Linked DNA regions of Homo sapiens: region 1 is linked to region 2. A link is an interaction called in ENCODE POLR2A ChIA-PET data of the cell type or tissue named here. Cell type or tissue: MCF 10A. All regions are shown on one strand. Each heading gives the region's core, and the rest is flanking DNA. Links, peaks and the distances in the headings are about the cores only. Region 1 has its middle 10 kb from the start of PPP3CA-DT. Region 2 has its middle 190 kb from the start of BANK1.

What was found. ChIA-PET counts read pairs that join two places held together with the same protein. Peaks named below come from ENCODE experiments on the same cell type or tissue, not always from the same donor. Only the 100,000 strongest peaks of a DNase experiment are listed, where the experiment ranks them.
Region 1: POLR2A ChIA-PET joins it to region 2 with 5 read pairs; 3 of 35 experiments call an interaction of 5 or more read pairs at or near these places.

The regions. Positions count from the first base shown.
Region 1 is chr4:101,355,089-101,360,480 of GRCh38, forward strand. No RefSeq gene overlaps it. Among named protein-coding and RNA genes, the nearest start is that of PPP3CA-DT, 10 kb to the left of the region's middle. In MCF 10A, for the core only: no CTCF peak of the experiment used is centred there; DNase peaks (open chromatin) are centred at 1,423 and 2,083.
Region 2 is chr4:101,597,433-101,602,824 of GRCh38, forward strand. No RefSeq gene overlaps it. Among named protein-coding and RNA genes, the nearest start is that of BANK1, 190 kb to the right of the region's middle. In MCF 10A, for the core only: no CTCF peak of the experiment used is centred there; a DNase peak (open chromatin) is centred at 2,349.

The DNA of each region.
Region 1 (5,392 bases), core at 117-5,116, 240 kb before region 2:
TAACTCTGAGGCGCATATTGTACATGGAAGTGGAAATGGCATGTGGGCAGTCGGATATATAAGCCTGAACTTGAAAGTCTTGTGTATAAAATTGGAAATCGTGGGCATAATAGTGCTTTATTTCAGTTAGAAGGTAGGAAGAATAGGAGGTTCCAGCAAAACCAACTGAAAGAAGCAGCTTCTGGGATTGAAAGGTAACGTCCCCACAGTCAAGCAAATGAATTGTGTCAACCATGCTGATAGGTTAAGTAAAATGACAACTGAAATTTGATTGTTGATTTTAATAAAAAGAGAAATTATTTGTGATCTTGACAAGGTAGACTTGTATACCTAACAAAAATAGCACCTCATCACTCTCTGCCTCTTTATAGGGTTTCAGTTCCTTTTCAGTATTTATAACTACTTGACGTTGCATCTGTATGTGTGCTGTGTTTGATTTATTTGTTTGTTGGTCTTCTGTCATCTACTTAGATAATATGAACCTTGAGAGCAGGGACTTTGTTTTGTTCCCAATTGAATTTCCATCGCCTGTAACATGCCTACCATATTCCAGGTGCTTAATATATGTTTGTTGAAAAAAAACAAATATTTGATTACAATGTTAGTCTGGGTTAGTTTTTCTAACCTTCTAAATAGTTTAAATAAGCATTTCAAATATTTTTAGGAAAAACTAAAATTTCACATTTAGATTTTTTAAAGTTACAGAGTCAACTTTCGTAGAGAGTGGACTCAGGCCTTGAGGATGACAGATGGAATTCAGGAGTTTAGTTTTTAGCACGAGGTGTGTCTCTCACACATCCGTACTGTAAGAATAATTACTTATATAGATCCAAGGGAAGACACAGTATTACTCATATTTCTTCCTTCTCCAAATACACAAAGGGTTCTATTGTTTGCTTGCAACATCTAAGCTATTCCCTGGTGATAAGTTAGGACAGATAGCAGCAATTTTCAGAGAGGAAGTGGATACGGTTTGGGTTATGGTTGTTTAGGAGCAGTCCTCAAAAGAGTTTCCCTCTCTATTTCAGGGTGTTACCTGTGCCCAGCCCAAAGAAATCTAGTCTGTCTTAGAAATTGTGTTAATATGCTTTAGGGTGCCCGTCCTGCCCATATCCCTGCTGTAGGTAAAATGCCTCAGTAGCCTCACCTGCCAAGTGATCATCAGGTCACAGGTTTAATTACTGCCATTACAGGGGATTGGACTAGGGTGGATGAACATCTGACTAGGGGGTACCTATGGGCTGGTAACCTTTAACTTCCCTAATCTAATTTGCACAAGTAAGCTAGATTAATCAGATGCCTTCTGTGAAGGGCTTGCCCTTAAAATTCAAAGGAAAGTGTACGGTTATTGTTTGAATAAAGGGAAATGCAGGCTGGGGTTAACGTAGCCACTAGCACATGATTCATGTGCAAGGCATGTAAACAGATGAAGCCATTCTGGGTAGAGGGGTAATAGGTCAGATTCAACAGGGGCGGAGAGAGCAGAAAGAGACATTTCAAAATCTGTGTTCTTTTTGTCCTTCCAAGGCATCATTGTTTAATTTTTTTCTGGATATATAAACCCCTCAATACCCTTACAATAAACCCTATTTTCTACAGCTAGTTTGAGTGTTATGTTCCTTACAACCAAAGACCCCTAAAAAGAGCCACTAAGATTGTTACTTTACGCCCTCTGTAAGTTTTCACCTACTGATTCTGGTGCTTATGGCAATGCTCTTCTTCAGCAGACAATGACCATATTCTACCTTCATCCTTGCCCATACCATTGTTTCTATAGCACACTCAGTACAAAAAAATTAAAGGAGAAAAATTAGTATGGATGGAAAGAGGGATAGATAGACTCTGACTAGGCAGTCTTGGGGAATTTTTGAGCTATTGACTGAATATTCTCCATGCCTATTGCCATGTCATCATCAGGCAGGTTATAGGCTATGCTGCAGTAAAAATGGAAAATCTTGGTAGCTTAACAAAAGTTTGAATTTCTCTGCAGGTCTGGGCAGCCCTCCAGGCTGACTCAGCATTCCAGCCTCCTACAATCAGATAGCACAAATATTAACACCTGGTTCCACAGTCACCCAACAGGGCTGGAGAGGGCTGAAGGTCTAAGCCCTAGCAATCAAATGCTTCTGCCTGGAAGTGATACTCATGAATGACCACACTCACATTCCATAGGCTGAATTCATCATTTGGCTAAACCTAATTTCAAGGGAGGCAGAGTTATGTGATTCTCCCACATGTCTGAAATTAGAGATCAAACATTTATAAAGGGTAATAATGCCAATCAGCGTATCTAAATAACCCATCTAATCCTGTGGGACCCATATGCTACTCATTACAACCCAGTGACTAGGACATTTGTCTTATCTGTTTCACATGCCACAGTTAGTCCTGGAATTACTGTGGAACATACGCGCACACACACACACACACAAAACATATTACTAAAAATTAAAGTTTTTAATTAAAATTTTTTGGGTAAAAATTTACTTTTTGTTCCTCATTCATGACCTAAGAATTTCTGTTCTGCTAAATATATACTACCTACCTCCCGTGTAATTGTAATGCATAGTCAGCTATCTAAGGTTGGAGTACCTAGATGCGGACCCTGAGATAAATATTCATATAAAGGTGATTTATTAAAAAGTGTTCCAAGGAAAAACCAGGGGGGAAGCAGGAAAAGTGACAGGGAAGGGAAGAAAGCCAAGCAAGGGTGATATGTCAAGCAAAGATGGTTAACTTTGGCCCAATCCTGTGGGGGTCCTCTGGAGACTTATAAGTCACACCTCTGAGCTGTTCCCATCAGGGAGCAGGGAGCTGAGTATTTGTACCACCAGGCTTGTGTGATCAGACTGCCTCGGAGAGATACGAATTCCTAGGCACTTCCTGCTCTCTCCACGTTTGGGCAAAGGCCAAGGAAGCCTGAGGACAGTGGTCTGACAAAGATGCAGATACAAGCACAGAGGGAGCTGCTGTGGAAATGGAAAAGTTTGGGACAGGCTCAGGGTTGAGGCACTGAGAGCATGTGCTAGTCAGAATTGATAGCCACTTGGATATAGAGGGATGGTGCAAGGAAAATGACCAGATCACCGACTTAAAGATGCAGTGGGGAAAAAACAATAATCTCTTCTTATCTCACTTCAGATTACTCTCCTTCTCCCACATCCACAATGAATTTACCATCCTAAGAATAAGGATGATGAATTTCCTGGGCAGATTCCTTCCCTGTTTCTAATCCCCAAATGATGTACCCTCCATTGCCCGAAATTCTTAACTCACGGAATATAGCATTTAATTCCTTGATAGGTAAAATGAAAATATTCCTAAAACAGGAAGTATATTGAGTCAACTCAGAACTGAGATCTGTCCCAGATATTTGCAGTACCCCTCTGCCCAGGCTGGGAAGGCATTAGGTGTATGTTGGATATTTTGTCTGCTCAGAAGCCTCATTTCAAAGATGACTTATCCACATGATTCTACATGACCCCATCTAAAGGTTATAGTACCATAGATCAAGACTGGATACATGTTGCCTTCTTTTCCCATGATATTTCTTTCTTTGGAAAACTGAATTCAGTCTTTTCTCTGGAAAACAGGTCAAACTGATACTAAGAAGCTTTCAGCAGCCGTGTTATTCTACCATATGGATTAGGAAAGAAGAGAAGGTGGTTCTACAGAAAAAAAAAAATGAATCAGTCATGCAGAAAAGAGCAAGCAAAGATGAAAGAAGGAAGACGGCTGGTATTCCATTTCCTGATCCCACTGTGTTCCCACGACCCAGCTACATGACAGCCCTTGGGGTCCATGAGACCCCCACAACATTCTTATAATTCATTAGCATTTTATGCTGGAGTTCGGTTGAATTTCAGTTATGTACAACCGAAGGGTAGTAAGTAATAAAGAAATGTATTCATAATTGCTAAAACTTGGAACCAACCAAGATGTTTTTCAGTAGGTGAATGGATAAATAAACTGTGGTACATTCAGGCAATGGACTGTTATTCAGCACTAAAAAGAAATGACCTATCAAGCAATAAAGAAACATGAAGGAAACTTAAATGCATATTACTAAGTGAAAGAAGCCAACCTGAAAAGGCTACATAGTGTATGATTCCAACTATGTGACATTCTAGAGAAGGCAAAAGTATGGAGACAGTAAAAAGATCAGTGATTGTCAGAGGTCAGCGGGAAGGAAGAGATAAATAGGTGGAGCAGAGAGAATTTTTAGGGCAGTGAAACTACCCTGTGTAATACTATAACAGTGGGTACATGTCATTCTACATTTGTCCATACTCACAGAATGTACAACACCAAGAGTGAACCCTCATGTAAACTATGGCCTTTGGGTAATAATGATGTATCAATGTAGCTTATCAGTTGTAGCACTGTACCACCGTGGTGGGGGACATTGACAGTGGGGGAGGCTATCCATGTGTGGGGGCAGTGGGTATATGAAATATCTTCATACCTTTCTCTCAATTTTGCTGTGAACCTATAATTAGACTTAAAAATAATAAGGGAAACTAAGAGTAACACAGTTTCTCAGCTGTAAACTCTAACTAGGACAAATCCTGGGTCTAGATCTGTGCAATCACCTTCTCTCCAGAGGTCTTGCAGAATGAGGGGTGGCCCAGAGGCTATAGTGGTGACAAGCATAGCCCTGGGATATAAGAAGGCTTTCTAGAAGGTACTGCCTCTTTTTTTTCCCCATATCTCTCTTTACAGAAACTTTATTTTTCTTTCCCTCTTTTGAAATTACTATGGAGCATTATTCCAGGATGTGAAACCCTCTGGGGTCTCATACAAATAAACAATTTGAGAATTGATAATAATGGAGCATCATAAGATGCATTCAGGAAGGCATCAATGTATGAAATATTGAAGCAGAAAGTGCCTTTCCTAATCTAGGTTGAAAGACTGAAAGACTGATGGGTAGGCCCCTGTGACTTGATCTATCTCCTGAAAACCATGTGTTACTTATGTATGTTAGAATTTGGAAGTGAGATGATAGTGGGGATACATATTTACATATTTATTGAAATTGAAAAACAAAATCACAGTTTTCTTTTTCCTCACAGAAAATTCCACTTTAGTTATTGCTTCACAATTAAGAACTGGCTTTGCCAGTGAAGTTCTTTGGCAGACATTTTCTCTAAATTAATTAAGTTAAACGTGCTGCTCTACTGTTTTGATGAAAAATATTTAACAGATAAGTGCAATACACAATTTGCTGGAAATTACAATTATGTTTAACTATTAAATCATCAATATAAAACTTTAGCTAACAACTGAAAAATATACTGTAAAAAACTATTTTGGAGGCACTCAAGCAAAAACATTGGATATCTCTAGATCAGCAAAACATATTCACCCAGACTTAACCACTATGACCAAG
Region 2 (5,392 bases), core at 99-5,098:
ATCCACCAGAAGGCAAATGCTTCACACTGTCAACCATCCTCAGTTTGTTTCTTCCTACTGTCTAATTACTGAGTTACCTATATACAGTCCATAGTTTAGAGGTAAAAGGGAATGAAAACCATCTTTAAAATATTCTTACGTTGTGGATTAGATAATGAATATCTGGTGAGATTAGATGATTTACTTAGCACACAATTAGTTGCAGGGTTTGGGTTAGAATCATCTCTTTAACTCTTAGCTGCTTGGTGGGAAAACAACTCTGTAATTATCCAGAACTATAAGGTACCCTTGTAGTTGTGTGGATTCACCTTGACTTAAGCATTCCAACCAAAGCCATACACGTATTTGGATCTAAACCCTGTATTCATGCTATGCTTTATGGCAAATCCTAAACAAGCCTGTGGAGATTTTCATTTGTTTGTTTCATCAGCAACTCTAAGTCTTGTGAAAGTTAAAGAACTCCAAGTTAACTTTCTTAAGCACTAATATACATACACAGACTCTAGGATTGAAAATTGCAGTGCTAGTCCATGTATATGTCTTGAATTCATTGTTTTTAAACTCATGCAATATATTAGATCTAATAATAAGAGCTATAAAATAGATCTGAACTTTGAACATCGTAATGCTTAAGAAAATGATATATGACATAAAGTATCTAATACCAGAAAGCCACATTTGTAAATATGAAAAATAAAGGCAAAATATAAACAAAATATTCTCAGAATCTTGAACTCATAGCACAAAAAGAATTTTGAGAAAACCCTTAGTACAACTTTATTAGTGATTTGCAAAATAGATATTTCTTGAATTTAATTGAATCCCAGAGGACATTCTAAAATTTAACTGTAGCAACTTTGTTAGCACACTGCAGTGTTTCCAAAGGTTTATATAGTATAGGGAAAGCTTGTAGGCTGGAATGAGAATGTTAATTCCCATGATAGGGTTATAGAAAGAATAGCAGTTAGTTAGGGGAAGGCTTCTTGAAGGGAGTAGTTTGTTCCTTCTCCTTATCTGTGGACTATGTAAGTTCTTATCGGCGTTGCTTGGATGGGCTTTAGATCTTTGTCCCTTATCCCAGTGGTAAAATTTTGAGATGCAAATGCTTCTGGGTATGTTTGGGGGAGAATATCTACATCTTTCACCAGATTTATAAATAATTATGTTAATCTCCAAAGGTAAATGTTAAGGGAAAAGTTCATTAACTATTTTTCAGCATCTATGTTCAGCACTGTACATACATACATTGCACACATGATTTACATACATATATTTACATGCATGATTGCATTTACTTAATCTTCACTGTTTGAAGAAATAACATTATATGTCTCTGATTGGTTTAAACTGTTTTCCTGCAGCAGGCTCTTGTACTCTTAACTCTTACAGTTTATGCTAACTGATTTCAGAGCTAATTGGGTGGATTAATATGTAGGATGGTAAATAGTTACTTTATTTTTCAAATCCTTATTATCTTGTTTGCTTCCTTGGGTTTATCATTATTTCCCGCATTAGTCAAGGTTCTCCAGAGAAAGAGAACCAATATTATATATAGATATATAGAAATATATTCATTATGAGAAATTGATGCATATGATTATGGAAGCGGAGAAGTCCTGCAGGCTGTCCCCTGCAAACTGGGGGCCGAGGAAAGCCAGTGGTGTAATTTCAGTACAAACTGAAGTCCTGAGAACAAGGGTCATCAGTAGTGTAAGTTTCGGAGTCCAAAGGCCCAAGAACCAAGAGCACTGATGTCTCAGGGCAGGAGAAGATGAATGGCCCAGCTCTAACAGAGAGAGCAAACTCACCCGTCTGTTTTTTTTGTTGGGCCTCACCCACATTGGTGAAGGCGATCTTCCTTACTCAGTCTATTTTCTTCAGAAAACACCTTCCCAGGCACACACAAAAGTAATATTTTACCCCTATTGGGCATCACTTAGATTAGTCAAGGTGACATAAAATTAACAATCACATTATCCAAAGTGTTTTATAGAATATTGGCATCTTCTATCAGGAACTCACCTGAGCAAAAATGCATATTCAACTAAAGAAGGGAAGCTTCTGACTGTTTATAAAGATAAAATGCTCTGTAAAGTTTTTGTAACCAGTCTATGAAATGAACTTGTAAAATTCTAATACTTAAGTGGCCAGTTGTCCCCTTGAATATTGGAGTTTTTGTGTTTATGGGCAAAATACGTGGCGGTAGTTTCCCAACATTCATTTGAAGGCTTTTGTTTGGCCACAAAAATCAGTAAAAACATATATTGTAGTTGCACTTGAAGTTTTCATCAATTGAGCTGATGAGAAAGCAGGTGGTTACAATGAAGCAAGACAAGCCTTAGATTGCTGCAGGCATGACTCACTATGAAATACAAGTGAGCAATATGTAAAAGCAGCAAAGAATTGAAAGGATGGAATAATTTCATATTTCAACACAAAAGATTGCCTAGGATTTTTTCCTATTCAAAACGGGAAATATGACCTTCTGTCCTAGCTCATAAACAAATCTATTCAACATTTGCAGCATGCCTGCTTCTTCCTGCATTGCTGAAAATGTATCCTACAGTCTCGAGAGAGCATGGTGAGATTAGGCCTAACAAATACCCTAATCCCTCCCTGACCATTTGAGAAGAATCTAAGATCCCCACATCGTACTCCTGTTACTGCAGCGGTTTTCAAAACTCAACAAAAAGCAACTGGTTTTCTTTTTTTTTTATTTTTTTGAAGGAAAGTGGAAGGTGTACTGAGTGAGATATGAGTACAGAGGGGGCTTTCATGTTGCAGGTGTGCCTGAGGAACTGCGAGGCAGAAAGTAGAAATATACATCTAAGGTGAATTAAGTCAGAACTTTGAATGTCTGGCTGCTGGAATCTTCATGGTACTTAAGTCCCTTTATAATAAGTTAGCTCATTGGAGAATCATGCTATCTTAATGACCTTGATAGTCTTAATGACTTTTAGAGATTTACTGGCAAATCACCATTAGCATGAGGAAATCCCCATTAATATGAGGAAATCCTCATGTGATAAGGCATAGGATTATGTTTTAAGGCAAAGGCTTCTGAGTCAGAAATACCTGAATTGAAATCTGGCTCTGCAGCTTGCTAGTTGTGACTTCTTAGGCAAAGTCTGCTCGCTTAGAACTGGTATAGGTCCTAGTTTCTTCATGGATAAGATTAGAATCATAATAGTAATTGCCTTTTTAAGGTTATTTGTCGGGATCATGTGAATTAATGGATGCAAAGTTCTCAGCACGGGGCTGTGCATCTAGTAAGGTCTCTTGCTACTAGCTGTTCTGTTGGTGTTAAGAAGAGAAAGTACTGAGAAAAGTCCTGGCATTCTGGTTCTGTTAGGAACATTGTTAAATTGTCAAGGTAATTATCCTCTTTGAGCTTCATGTTTCTCATCTGCATAATGAAGGGATTAATTGGCTGTAGTTCATATGACAAACAGTAAGAAAGTATATAATAGATTGTAGTATAATAATAACATTTATTGAATAATATTTTGCTGGGCACAGTGGCTCATGCCTGTAATCCCAGCACTTTGGGAGGCTGAGGTGGGTGGATCACCTGAGGTCAGGAGTTCAAGACCAGCCTGGGCAACATAGTGAAATCTTTTCTCTACTAAAAATACAAAACAATTAGCTACTTGGGAGGCTGAGACAGGAGAATCACTTGAATCTGGGAGGCAGAGGTTGCAGTGAGCTGAGATCTCATTACTGCACTCCAGCCTGGGCGACAGGGCAAGACTCCGTCTCCAAAAAACAAACAAACAAAACAATAAAAAAAAAAAAAACTATTTTAAGCATTTCACAAGCATCAACTCATTTAATCCTCATAACAACCCTGTTGTTATGCCAGTGAGCAACATATGAAACAACACAAGGACTGTTGTTAATGCCCGTGTTATAGATGAGGAAATTAAGATGGAGCAATTAAGAAATTTGACACACAGCTAGTAGTGGCAGATCTGTAATTAAGTGGGCCAAAAAGTAGAAGTATAATATGATCCCATTTTTGATAAAAGAAACTATCATATATATTTTTATATACAGTCATGCCCTGCATAATAATGTTTTTCTCAACAATGGACCAACCAAATGTACAATAGTGGTCCTATAAGATTTTAATACAACTGAAAAATTCCTATCACTCAGTGATGCTGTGGCTGTTGTAATGTCATAGTACAATGTTGCAGTGTCATTATTGTAGTGAGGCTGGTAGAAACAAACATACTCTGCCGCAGTCCTGTAAAACTGTCACACATACAATTATGTCTGTGCATGATACTTGATAATGATAATAAATGACTATGTTACTGGTTTATGTATTTACTATATTATAATTTATATAGTTTTTTTAGAGTGCATTCCTTCTACTTACATACAAAAAAGTTAACTGTAAAACAACCTCAAGCAGGTCCTTCAGGAGATATTCCAGAAGACAGCATTGTTATCACAGGAGATGACAGCTCCATGCATGTTATTGCCTCTAAAGACCTTCCAGTGGAACAAGATGTGGAGATGGGAGACAGTGACATTGATGATACTTACCCTCTGTAGGCATAGGCTAATAAGTGTTGGTGGCTTATTTTTCTAACAAAAAAGTTTAAAAAGAAAAACAAATTAAAGTAGAAAAGAGCTTATAGAATAAGCATATAAAGAAAGAAAATATATTTGTGGCTCTGCACAATGAGTTTGTGTTTTAAGCTAAGTGTTACCACAAAAGAACCAAAAAGTTAAAATTTCAAAATTTATAAAGTAAAACAGTTACAGTAACCTAAAATTAACTTATTTTTCAAGAAAGAAAAAAATTATTTAGCCTAAGCATTTATAAAGTCTAGAGTAGTATACAATAATGTCCTAGGCCTTGACATACACTCACCACTCACTCACTGACTCACCCAGAGCAATTTCCAGTCCTACCAGCTCCATTCATGATAAGTGCCCTCTACAGGTGTACCATATTAAAATTATTTATACTGTATTTTTACTGAATTCAATGTTTACATACACAAATCCTTGCCATTATGTTTCAACTGCCTACAGTATTCAGTACAGTGACATGCTGTACAGGTTTGTAGCCTAGGAGCAACAGACTAAACCATATAGCTGAGCTGTACAGTACATTATATCATCTAGGTTTGTGTAAGTACACTCTGATGTTTACACAGTGACAAAACTGCCTAATGATACATTTCTTACAACACATTCCGATTGGGTGTGTGTGTGTATTAGTCCGTTCTCACACTGCTATAAGGATACTACCTGTGGCCGGGTACGGTGGCTCATGCCTGTAATCCCAGCACTTTGGGAGGCCAAGGCAGGTGGATGACCTGAGGTCAGGAGTTTGAGAACAGTCTGGCCAACATGGTGAAACCCCGTCTCTACT